2 separate regions of the Homo sapiens genome follow, and region 2 is linked to region 1. A link is a contact called in ENCODE Hi-C or POLR2A ChIA-PET data. All regions are on one chromosome and are shown on one strand. Each heading gives the region's core, a stretch centred on a gene start or an enhancer-like site at or near the end of the contact. The rest is flanking DNA. Distances are from core to core; before and after follow the strand shown. Region 1 has its middle 85 kb from the start of HS6ST1. Region 2 overlaps UGGT1 (UDP-glucose glycoprotein glucosyltransferase 1).

Region 1 (4,769 bases), core at 987-3,486:
AGTTTTGAGGGTCACGCATGCCTGTGCATTCATTCCTTTTCCTTGCTGTCTACTTACCAGTTTCTTACCTGCTCCCTCCAGTGAATAGCCACTTGGATTGTTTTCAGGTTTCTGCTTTACAGACAAGGCTCCTGCACACATTCTTCTATGTGGGTCCTGGCCCACATGTGCCAGGGTCTCCCGGGTGTATACACTCAGAGGAGTGGGCTTGCAGGGCCCTAGGAAAGCAGCTTTACTGGTTGCCCACATTTACTGGGTCCTGCCAATCTGTGTTTCAAAGTCAGTGCACAGTTTACATTCCCGCCAGTTGTGTATGCAAGTTCCTTTTTCTCTAAGTCTTCCCCAACACTTTATGTTGACAAGAGATTTTAAATTTTGCTGATTTAGTGGGTGTGGAATGGCATGTCCTTGTTTTAGTTTACATTTCGTTGATAATAAATGAAGTTGGACATCTTTTCACACATTTAATGGGCCTCCTGGTTGCTCTCTAGGAAGATCTGTTCTGGGTTTTAATTCTTTGAGTTTTGCCTTTTTCCTCTTAGTTAATAAACGAAAAACAAATACATAAAAAATATATAGTCTCGATATGACTCCTTTTCAGGTATATGTATTGCCAATAATATCTTTTTTCCAGTTTGTTGCTTTTTTTTTATTCTCTTTGTGTTGTCTTTTTTTTTTTTTTGAGATGAGCCTCTCTCTGTCACCCAGGCTGGAGTGCAGTGGCGCGATCTTGGCTCACTGCAACCTCCACCTCCCGGGTTCAAGTGATTCTCCTGCCTCAGCCTCCCGAATAGCTGGGTTTACAGGCGCCAGCCACCGTACCCAGCTAATTTTTGTATTTTTAGTAGAGACGGGGTTTCACCCTGTTGGCCAGGATGATCTCGATCTCCTGACCTCGTAATCTGCCCGCCTCGGCCTCCCAAAATGCTGAGATTACAGGCGTGAGCCACCACAATCGGCCTGTGGTGTCTTTTTTTTTTGAAACAGAGTCTTGTTCTGTTGCCAGGCTGGAGTGCAGTGGCACAATCTCGGCTCACTGCCACCTCCGCCTCCCAGGTTCAAACTATTCTTCTGCCTCAGCCTCCCGAGTAGCTGGGACTACAGGCTCGCGCCACCAAACCCGGCTAATTCTTGTATTTTTAGCAGAGACCAGATTTCACCATATTGGCCAGGCTGGTCTTGAACCTCCTGACCTCGTGATCCGTCCGCCTCGGCCTCCCAAAGTGCTGGGATTACAGATGTTCGCCACGGCGCCCGGCCCTGTGGTATCTTTTTTTTTGAGATGGAGTCTCACTTTGTCACCCAGCCTGGAGTGCAGTGGCGCGATCTCGGCTCACTGCAACCTCCGCCTCCCGGGTTCAAGCTATTCTGCCTTAGCCTCCCGAGTAGCTGGGACTACAGGCGCGCACCACCATGCCCGGCTAATTCTTGTATTTTTAGTAGAGACCGGCTTTCACCATATTGGCCAGGCTGGTCTCGAACTCCTGACCTCATGATCCACCGGCCTCCGCCTCCCAAAGTGCTGGGATTACAGGTGTGTGCCACCGCACCCAGCCCTGTGGTGTCTTTTTAAACAACAGAACTTGGGGCTAGGTGTGGTGGCTCACGGTTGTAATCTCAGCACTTTGGGAGACCGGGGCAGGAGGAGTGCTCGAGCCCAGGAGTTGGAGACCAGCCTGGGCGCTCTCACAGCTCACTGCAGCCTCGACCTCCTGGGCACAAGTGATCCTCCTGCCACAGCGCCTCCCAAAGTGCTGGGATTACAGGCGTGGGCCACCGCGCCCGGCTAAAAATCAGTCTTTTCCTTTGGCTTCTGGTCTCTTCGCCTCGTTTAAGAACTCCTAGCTGCGGCCGTCCGGACTCTCCCTGGTGCTGGTGGAAGTTTCTGGGGCGCACTCTCATGTTGCTGCCTGGGGAGTCTTGCACCCCACAAGTGCGCCTCTCTCCTCCCGCGTGAGGCTGGGGGGCCGGCTTGGTTGTGCAGGGGAGAGGAGGCCCAAGGGGCTGCGCCCGGTCACCCGCGCGACCACCGCGGGCCGAGGCGGGAGCGCGGCGGCGGCTGTGGCGGAGTCACCTTGCGCTCTACCTCCCTGCTCTTCCCTTCCAGGCGAGCTTGGGGACGAGGAAGGCCGAGCCCGGCGGCGCGGCCCGAGCGCCCGCTTCCTCGCCAGCATTGGGTTCCCTGAGGGGCCGCCCTGCCCCGCGTCAGCCTCTGCAGCCTCCAACCCTCCCGGGGAGCACAGCGGGACGCTGGAAGCCCCACTGCCTTAGGAGGCCGTTCTCGGGAGGGCCGCCCCGTTTAGAAGATGGGAAAGGTGCAGAAAAAGAAGACCAATAGACGATGTCCCCACTCGCACACAGGGCCAGGTTCCCTGCCCGCCCTGCCCTTCGCTCTCCCGGCGGCGACGGCCGCGCGACCTTTCCGGGGACGGTCTCGGGAGTGCCATGGGGTCCCTGGGGCTCGGATCTCGGCGCCCGCGTCTCCGCCGGGGGCGACCCCACAGCCAGGCTCCTTCTTCGGCACAGAACCCGCCTCGGCTACCGGCCTCCAGCCCCCTTTCTAAATTCCTGCCGGCCTCGGGGTTCGGGTGACAGGGCCCGGGGACTGGGTGGCGAGGAGAGAGGACAGGTTTCCTCCGGTCGGGCGGGGTGGCGCGGCTGCGCGAGGGGTTCTGTTTGGAGGGCAGCGCGGAGCCCTCTGCTGGCCGCGGTGGGGACCGCTGGCTCCCCTGAAGTCACCAGGCCGGCGACGCTGCAGCCAGTCCTTCCTCGTCCTCCTTCCTCCCTGTGCAAAGGTGGGCTCAGTACCACGTGGAAATCACCGTGGCACAGGCACCAGGTGGGTGGGTTTGAGAAGCTGTGCAGTGTCCAACATCCTGTTACAAAGGAATTGCAGGTATTTAAGAATTAAAGAAAAACTATTCTCTTTTCTACTTACGTGTATCACTTTCTCAAACGCCAGCTGAGTAATTAGCATATACGTGCTTGTTGGGTGGCTTGGACCTAACTACTTAATAAATGCACCTGCCAGGTGTTGCCTGCGCCTAGGAGGCCCTGCAAATTTTCGAAGACACGGAGGGCTCCATGAACTGAAGTTGGGAACTGGAGGTTCCCAAATTTAAACATTAACATCTTCCTCAGGAGGGTGGCCACAGGTGCATTTTGGCAGTTCCCTTTGGTCAGGCGGGACACCAGAGGGGCCTGATGTCAGGCAGGAACTGGAAGGGGTGGATGTCTAAGCTACCTTTGCCCTGCTGAACCCTGATGGGCAGCATTTCTTTTCTGAAAGCAAAACTCAAAAGAAGAATTCAGGCGGGATGTGAACTCACCCCTGTAATCTCAGCACTTTGGGAGGCCAATGCGGGCAGATCACCTGAGGTCAGGAGTTCAAGACCAGCCTGGCCAACATGGTGAAACCCTGTCTCTACAAAAATACAAAAATTAGCCAGGCATGATGGCAGGTGCCTGTAATCCCAGCTACTTGGTAGGCTGTGGTGGGAGAATTGCTGGAACCCAGGAGGCATAAGTGGCAGTGAGCTGAGATCGCGCCATTGCCCTCCAGCCTGGGCAAATAGAGTGAGACTCCGTCTCTAAAAAAAAAAAAAAAAAAAAAAAAAGAGGAATTCAGGTGTGCATTTTGTCTATACCCACGTGGTGTTGACCAGCCTGTGAAGTGTACTTGGGCCTGAGAAAAATTGGAGAAACAACAGGACATGGATTTGCTGAAGGCTTCACACTGAGCTGTGTTGATTGTGTGGGGACTCCATGAGGCCGGTGATAGCCTGGCACAGCTGGAAGGCCCTGTGTCCACAGCACGAAAAAGCTCAGGTCTTCCCAGGGCCAGACATCAGGCCATGTGGAAAGCAGCAGGGCAGCATCTGTTGAAATTTAACATGCCTCTGTCTTCGGGCCAGCAGCCCCACTCTGGGCAACCAGACGTAGAAATAAAGCACAAGTGAGTGAGGCTGTGTACAGGGACTTTACCATGGGGCCCCAAATTGGTAACAAAGTGACTGTTTGTCACCCAGGGCTGGGTGAGTAAATTGCAGTCCCTTACAGCATGGAATATTGTGCAGCCACAAAAAGGATCCAGTGAGGCTGTGAGCAGTAGATTTCACAGGGATTTCTACAAGGCATCATTGACTGAGAAAATCATGATACAGAAAAATGTGTGAAACAAGATGCCACTGTGCAATGAATTAACTGAATACCTCTATGTATGCATATGTGTAGAGGTATATACGCATCAATATGCACACGTGTGCTTGATTATTATATGTAAGGATAAAGGAAAATACGGAGAATAGATGGAATACAAATTAGGTTATTGACAGGGTATCTGGGTGGTAAGACAGAGATGGGAGAGGAAAGGGGAGTATACAGCCAAGAAAAGAAAGAAATGAAGACTAATTAAAGTAAATTAAAGCAAAGTTCTTGCTTATCTATTTCTATAAGGTGTTACACACATACACACATATATATGCGCACATATACACACTTCAATGTGTATACAGATATGTTTATGACAGAGGGAGATTACACACAGTTCTGTGGCAAGACATAGTGGCATGAGAAAAAAACCATTATTTTTCTTTCAAAATAAATGTATGATGGCCATGGAGTCTGTGGGTCAGGCGCTGGGGAAAAGTTCAGCTGGAGTTTCCACTTGGAGTCAGATGCCATCCAAAGGCTTACCTGTGCTGGGGACCCCCGTTCCAAGGTGGAGCCTCACACAGCTGGCAGTGTGGTGTTAACTGCTGGCTTCTTCA
Region 2 (4,673 bases), core at 647-3,146, 37 kb before region 1:
GATAACTTCTTTAAATTCATGTTTTCTCTGCCTTGAGGTAGTGAGGGAAAGATCTTAATCAGTATTTTGGTAATTAACTGATTGAATTCAAGCAAATGAGACATCATGAACTTCAGTGGTTATTGATATTTCAGGGTATATACCTGAAATGCCTAGAGGATACAGATTTCTCATTTCATTCTTTGGTCTTTCATTTCTCTATATACAGAAATGAAATGACACTTCTGGGAGGCAGTAGAAGCAGGAAGTCAATGAATTGAGTAGAGGGTCCCATTCCCTCAGGCTGTCATTGATCAGTGACAATTTATAAAAACAAACTGCAAAGTCTGTGGCAAGTGGCTGCCTGCTTCCTAGAAGGAGCCCATGAAGGTTAAACTCTGTGGTCGGTATTTGCAAGCGCCGGGCGTGGTGGCTCACGCCTGTAATCCTAGCACCTTGGGAGGCCAAGGCAGGCGGATCACCCGAGGTCAGGAGTTTGAGGATTTGCAAGCAAAAGGTCCTCTCCTGAGTCTTTCCCAGATACCCAGCAGTGCAGAGGCTAGCTGTGGAAGGTTGCAGTGGGACAGGAATGTATTGTATGCCTTGCCTTACTTGTCACCATTGAGATTTCCAGAGAAATGGGCATAACGTCTCTTAACAACAACAGCAGAAAGCAAAATACATTAACTTAAGGTTGACAACAAAAGATTATCAAGTACCATGTTTTCCAACCAACCAGTTATTCGTGGTAATAATAAAATAAAGGTGGGAAAATGTTATAATTTTTAAGGAAACTGTGTACTTTAAAAATCTTCTTTATGAATATCCAATGTTACTGTAATCCTGCTCCATTAAATGCAGCATTGTTGTCAGGTGCTGCCTCTTGCTTGGGAACAGCATTGGGCTTTTAAATGTCTGCAGAATCTCTGCGTTCGAAGGGAATTGAGAATGAACTTCCTGGTACTGTAATGAAAATAAGGTCTGCTCAACACAGTAAACGTTTCCTCTCTTCTTTAAAACTGCGCAGTCATTTGGCCTTTGTGTTTAGGAAGGGCAGATTGATAGAGCACAAAGTCCAACCCCTTCATCTAGCAGAAGCTGCAAACCCAGACAGAGGAACGAGGGCTTTACCTGAGTCTTGTCTGCTGCTGGGGCTGGCTTCGGGTTGCATCCAGTTCTTTGGATTCTGAGGATCCAAAGCACCCAGGTCTCCTCCAGGTCCTCAACCTCTGGGAGCTGCCCCAGGCAGAACTTGGCAGGCAGGCATAACAGGTGGGGTGGGAGGGGGAACCTCAAGGCAAGAAGGTGTCATGAGACCCCTGGGCCGGCAGAGTTCCTTAGGAGGGTGGCATGGACTTTGCATTTTGCCAGTTCTCTGAGCTCCTACTCCGGGGTGGATATGCATTGAGGATGTAGTCTCTGTGTGATGATGGGGAGGGCGGGGAGGGGCACCTGGTGCCTGTGAAGGCGCAAGAGAGGGCCCTAAGGTGCAGGACCAGGACTAAGCTGCTACAAGGAGGTGGTGCTTAGGTTGAAGCCTGAGGACTAAGTAGGGGCGAGGGGTGGGCAGAGGGGAGGAGCTTGAGCTAGTGTTTTTGAGGGAGCTGCATGGAAGCCTGCACGTGGCCAGGAGAGGGGGAATGGGTTTGATCCTGGGGGCACAAGAAGGCCCTTCAGGGGTTTAAACTGGGTGCTGGCACTAAATGGGTTTTTTCTTGTAATAAACTTTGTGTTGAGGTCTGTAGCACATACTGAAAAGTACATAAACACACACCTTGATAGTTTTTCACAAAGTGAAAGCACTAGCATATCCATCATCCAGATAAAGAAAAGGAAGTTGGAGTTTATTTTAACACTTAAACATCTGATTACAGTCTGGCATCCAGGAAGGGCAGAGCAGCATGTGTCAGACCAGCCTACGCCTGATCATTACACACACTATTTGAAAAGCACTAGAGCCTGCTGAGATACCGGCAAGAGAGGGAGAGCACGAACCATCAGAAGAAGTGAAACCTCATGTGGCTCACAGGGAATAAAACAGAAGGTGGCAGGCTTACTAGGCCCAGGAGCCAAGTCACTTCAGGACGTTCTTGGCCGCTGCACACTTGTGTGGGGGCACATCCCAGAAAGGAGGAAGCCATAGAAGCCCCCAACTTTGCCTTGTATAGTCTCATCAAGTTCTTGGCGGGTTCCTGTATTATACATAAACAGGGCAGAATTCCAAATGGAAAGCAACACTTGGAAGGCTGGAAAAGCTGAGTAGAGATTTCAGAAGATGTGCTGGGGAGAAGAAGTTTAGAATTCATTTTCCATCAAATTAGAGGGATTTGGTAACTATTTCAGACTTTGCATCGAAAACCCAGGGTGTAGGCCTTAGGATTAGGACCACATCACAGAACTCAAATCTAGGGTCTAGGACTGAGGGCAACACTAAGATAGACCTACCCTCGTAAAGCCTAAAATGAAGGCTTAGCAGAATCAGGGTGATCGCTAGTAACCAAACTCTGCTAAAACAAAAGTTTTTGTGGGAAAAAACTGAATCCAGAGTGTCTATAGTATATTATTCAGAATGTCCTGTATATAACCACATCAGTAGGCACGACAGGAAGTGGGAACATATGACGTGATCAAGAAAAAAAATCAGGCTGGGTGCGGTGGTGCACACCTGTAACCCCAGGACTTTGGGAAGCCGAGGCGGTTGGATTGTTGGAGCCCAGGAGTTTGAGACCAGCCTCGGCAACATGGTGAAACCCCATCTCTACAAAAAATACAAAAAATTAGCCAGGCATGGTGGTATGTGCCTGTAGTCCCAGCTACTCAGAAGGCTGCGGTGGGAAGATCATTTGAGCCTGGGAGGTTGAGGCTGTGGTGAGCTGTGATAGTGCCATTGCACTCCAGCCTGGGTGACAGAGTGAGACCCTGTCTCAAAAAAACAAAATCAAAACAACCCATAAACCAAGGTGTTGAAATCATTCAATAAAAATGTTAAAATAATTATAAACGTTTTTCTCAGACATAAGTGGATGCTTTTTTATTGCCTTTTGATACGTCCTGAGTTTGTGTGTGTGTGTAGGTATATGTGTATATATATATTTATTAATTTAATTGACAAAGATTGTGTATATTCCAGGTGTCCCGTGTGATGATTTGCTACACATGTGCATTGTGTGATTATCACCACTGAATTAGGACACCCATCCCCACCTGTGCTGCACATTAGATCCCCAGAACTTATCTTTTTTTCTTTTTTTGAGACGGAGCCTCGGTCTGTCGCCCAGGCTGAAGTGCAGTGGTGTGATCTTAGCTCACTGCAACCGCCGCCTCCCAGATTCAAGCAATTCTCCTGCCTCAGCCTCCTGAGTAGCAGGGATTATAGGCGTGCGCCACCATGCCCGGCTAATTTTTGTATTTTTAGTAGAGACGGGGTTTCACCATGTTGTTCAGGCTGGTCTCAAATTCCTGACCTCATGATCCGCCCGCCTTGGCCTCCCAAAGTGCTAGGGTTAGAGGCGTGAGCCCCCACACCTGGCCTATCGCGCAGGCTTAAGTGCAATGTTGCGATCTGGCCTCACTGCAACCTCCACTTCCTGGGTTCAAGCAATTCTCCTGCCTCAGCCTCCTGAGTAGCTGGGATTACAGGCAACTGCCACTGCACCTGGCTAATTTTTGTATTTTTATTAGAGATGGAGTTTCACCATGTTGGTCAGGCTGGTCTCAAACTCCTGACCTTAGGCAATCTGCCCACCTTGGCCTCCCAAAGTGCTGGGATTACAGGCATGAACCACCACGCCCAGCCCCACAGAACTTATCTTTAAACTGAGAGTTTGTACTCTTTTGATCTGCATCTCCCCATTTCCCCATTTGCAGAAGAAAAGTCAGTGAACTTGAAGACACGTTAATAGAAATTATCTAAATTGAAAAACAAAGTGGAAGAAGAGATTGAAAAAGAATAAATGAGCAGAGACTCAGTAAACTGTGAGACAGTATAACAAATGCGTAACTAGAATCCCAGGAGAGGAGAGAAAATGTGGCAGAAAAAAAAATACGGAGAAATATTGGCCAAAATTGTTTGTTTTTTGAAAATGCGGTCTTGGCCCAGTTTTGAGGCCCTAGCTTTGAGGTCCTGGCTAGAGGCCAGTCAGTCCTCTAGAGCAGCCAATCAAGTTTACACCCTCAACTACCTCCCTTCTTCAGCTCAAGCTCCAGGCCAGCACTCTGACACCCCAGGGCAGTACCAGACATCCTGCAACAGCCCCTGTGGCCCAGCGCCAGCTGAGATTATTCCAGTCAGTCTCAGTCTGCTGCCCCTGCCTCACCTGTTCCTTCCTGGGAAACCACAATAAGGGGTCTTGCCCACATTCCCCTGCTCCCTGTGCCCCATAACCAGTGGTTGCTTCCACTGAGTGGCCCTGCGTGGAGTGCTGTTTCTCCCCAGGGAACTGAGTGCGACATGTCAAATTTACCGTTTCTCTCTTGATCTGCATCTGGCCTCACCGGAATCACCACTCCCTCCCCTTAAAAGCAGGATGAATATAAAGAAGGCCACACCTAGGTGCATCATAGTCAAATGCTGAAAATTAAAGATAAAATCATGAAAAAGTAGTAGCCAGGAAAACAAAAACACCTGATGTGGAGGGGAACAACAATGAAAATGACAGCTGACTTCCCATCAGGAACAGGGGAGTGACGTCATA

What was found. Hi-C counts contacts between places; a loop is a spot of excess contacts on that map. ChIA-PET counts read pairs that join two places held with the same protein, here RNA polymerase II (POLR2A). Pooled maps may share reads with other maps.
Region 2: a loop to region 1 is called in a map of sigmoid colon, with 2.2 times the contacts of the local background. The contact joins two enhancer-like sites. A Hi-C loop is called at or near these places in 29 of 168 maps with a recorded cell type or tissue (CD4-positive, alpha-beta T cell, HepG2, IMR-90 and 16 more), 6 of 37 single-sample maps with no recorded cell type and 26 of 50 pooled maps. POLR2A ChIA-PET finds 5 or more read pairs at or near these places in 7 of 52 experiments (AG04449, BJ, GM10248 and 4 more).

What each region holds. Positions count from the first base shown.
Region 1 is chr2:128,231,000-128,235,768 of GRCh38, forward strand. No RefSeq gene overlaps it. Among named protein-coding and RNA genes, the nearest start is that of HS6ST1, 85 kb to the right of the region's middle. RefSeq lists silencers at 2,038-2,237, 2,558-2,747 and an enhancer at 2,788-2,877. Within about 2 kb of position 2,237, at least 23 of the 41 ENCODE cell types and tissues checked have a DNase peak (open chromatin) inside an H3K27ac peak, as active enhancers do; they include sigmoid colon, where a contact is called at or near this core.
Region 2 is chr2:128,194,680-128,199,352 of GRCh38, forward strand. It overlaps UGGT1 (UDP-glucose glycoprotein glucosyltransferase 1), which reads left to right. Exons shown (of 41, transcript NM_020120.4): 41 at 1-998. Among named protein-coding and RNA genes, the nearest start is that of UGGT1, 110 kb to the left of the region's middle. Within about 2 kb of position 1,897, at least 5 of the 41 ENCODE cell types and tissues checked have a DNase peak (open chromatin) inside an H3K27ac peak, as active enhancers do; they include sigmoid colon, where a contact is called at or near this core.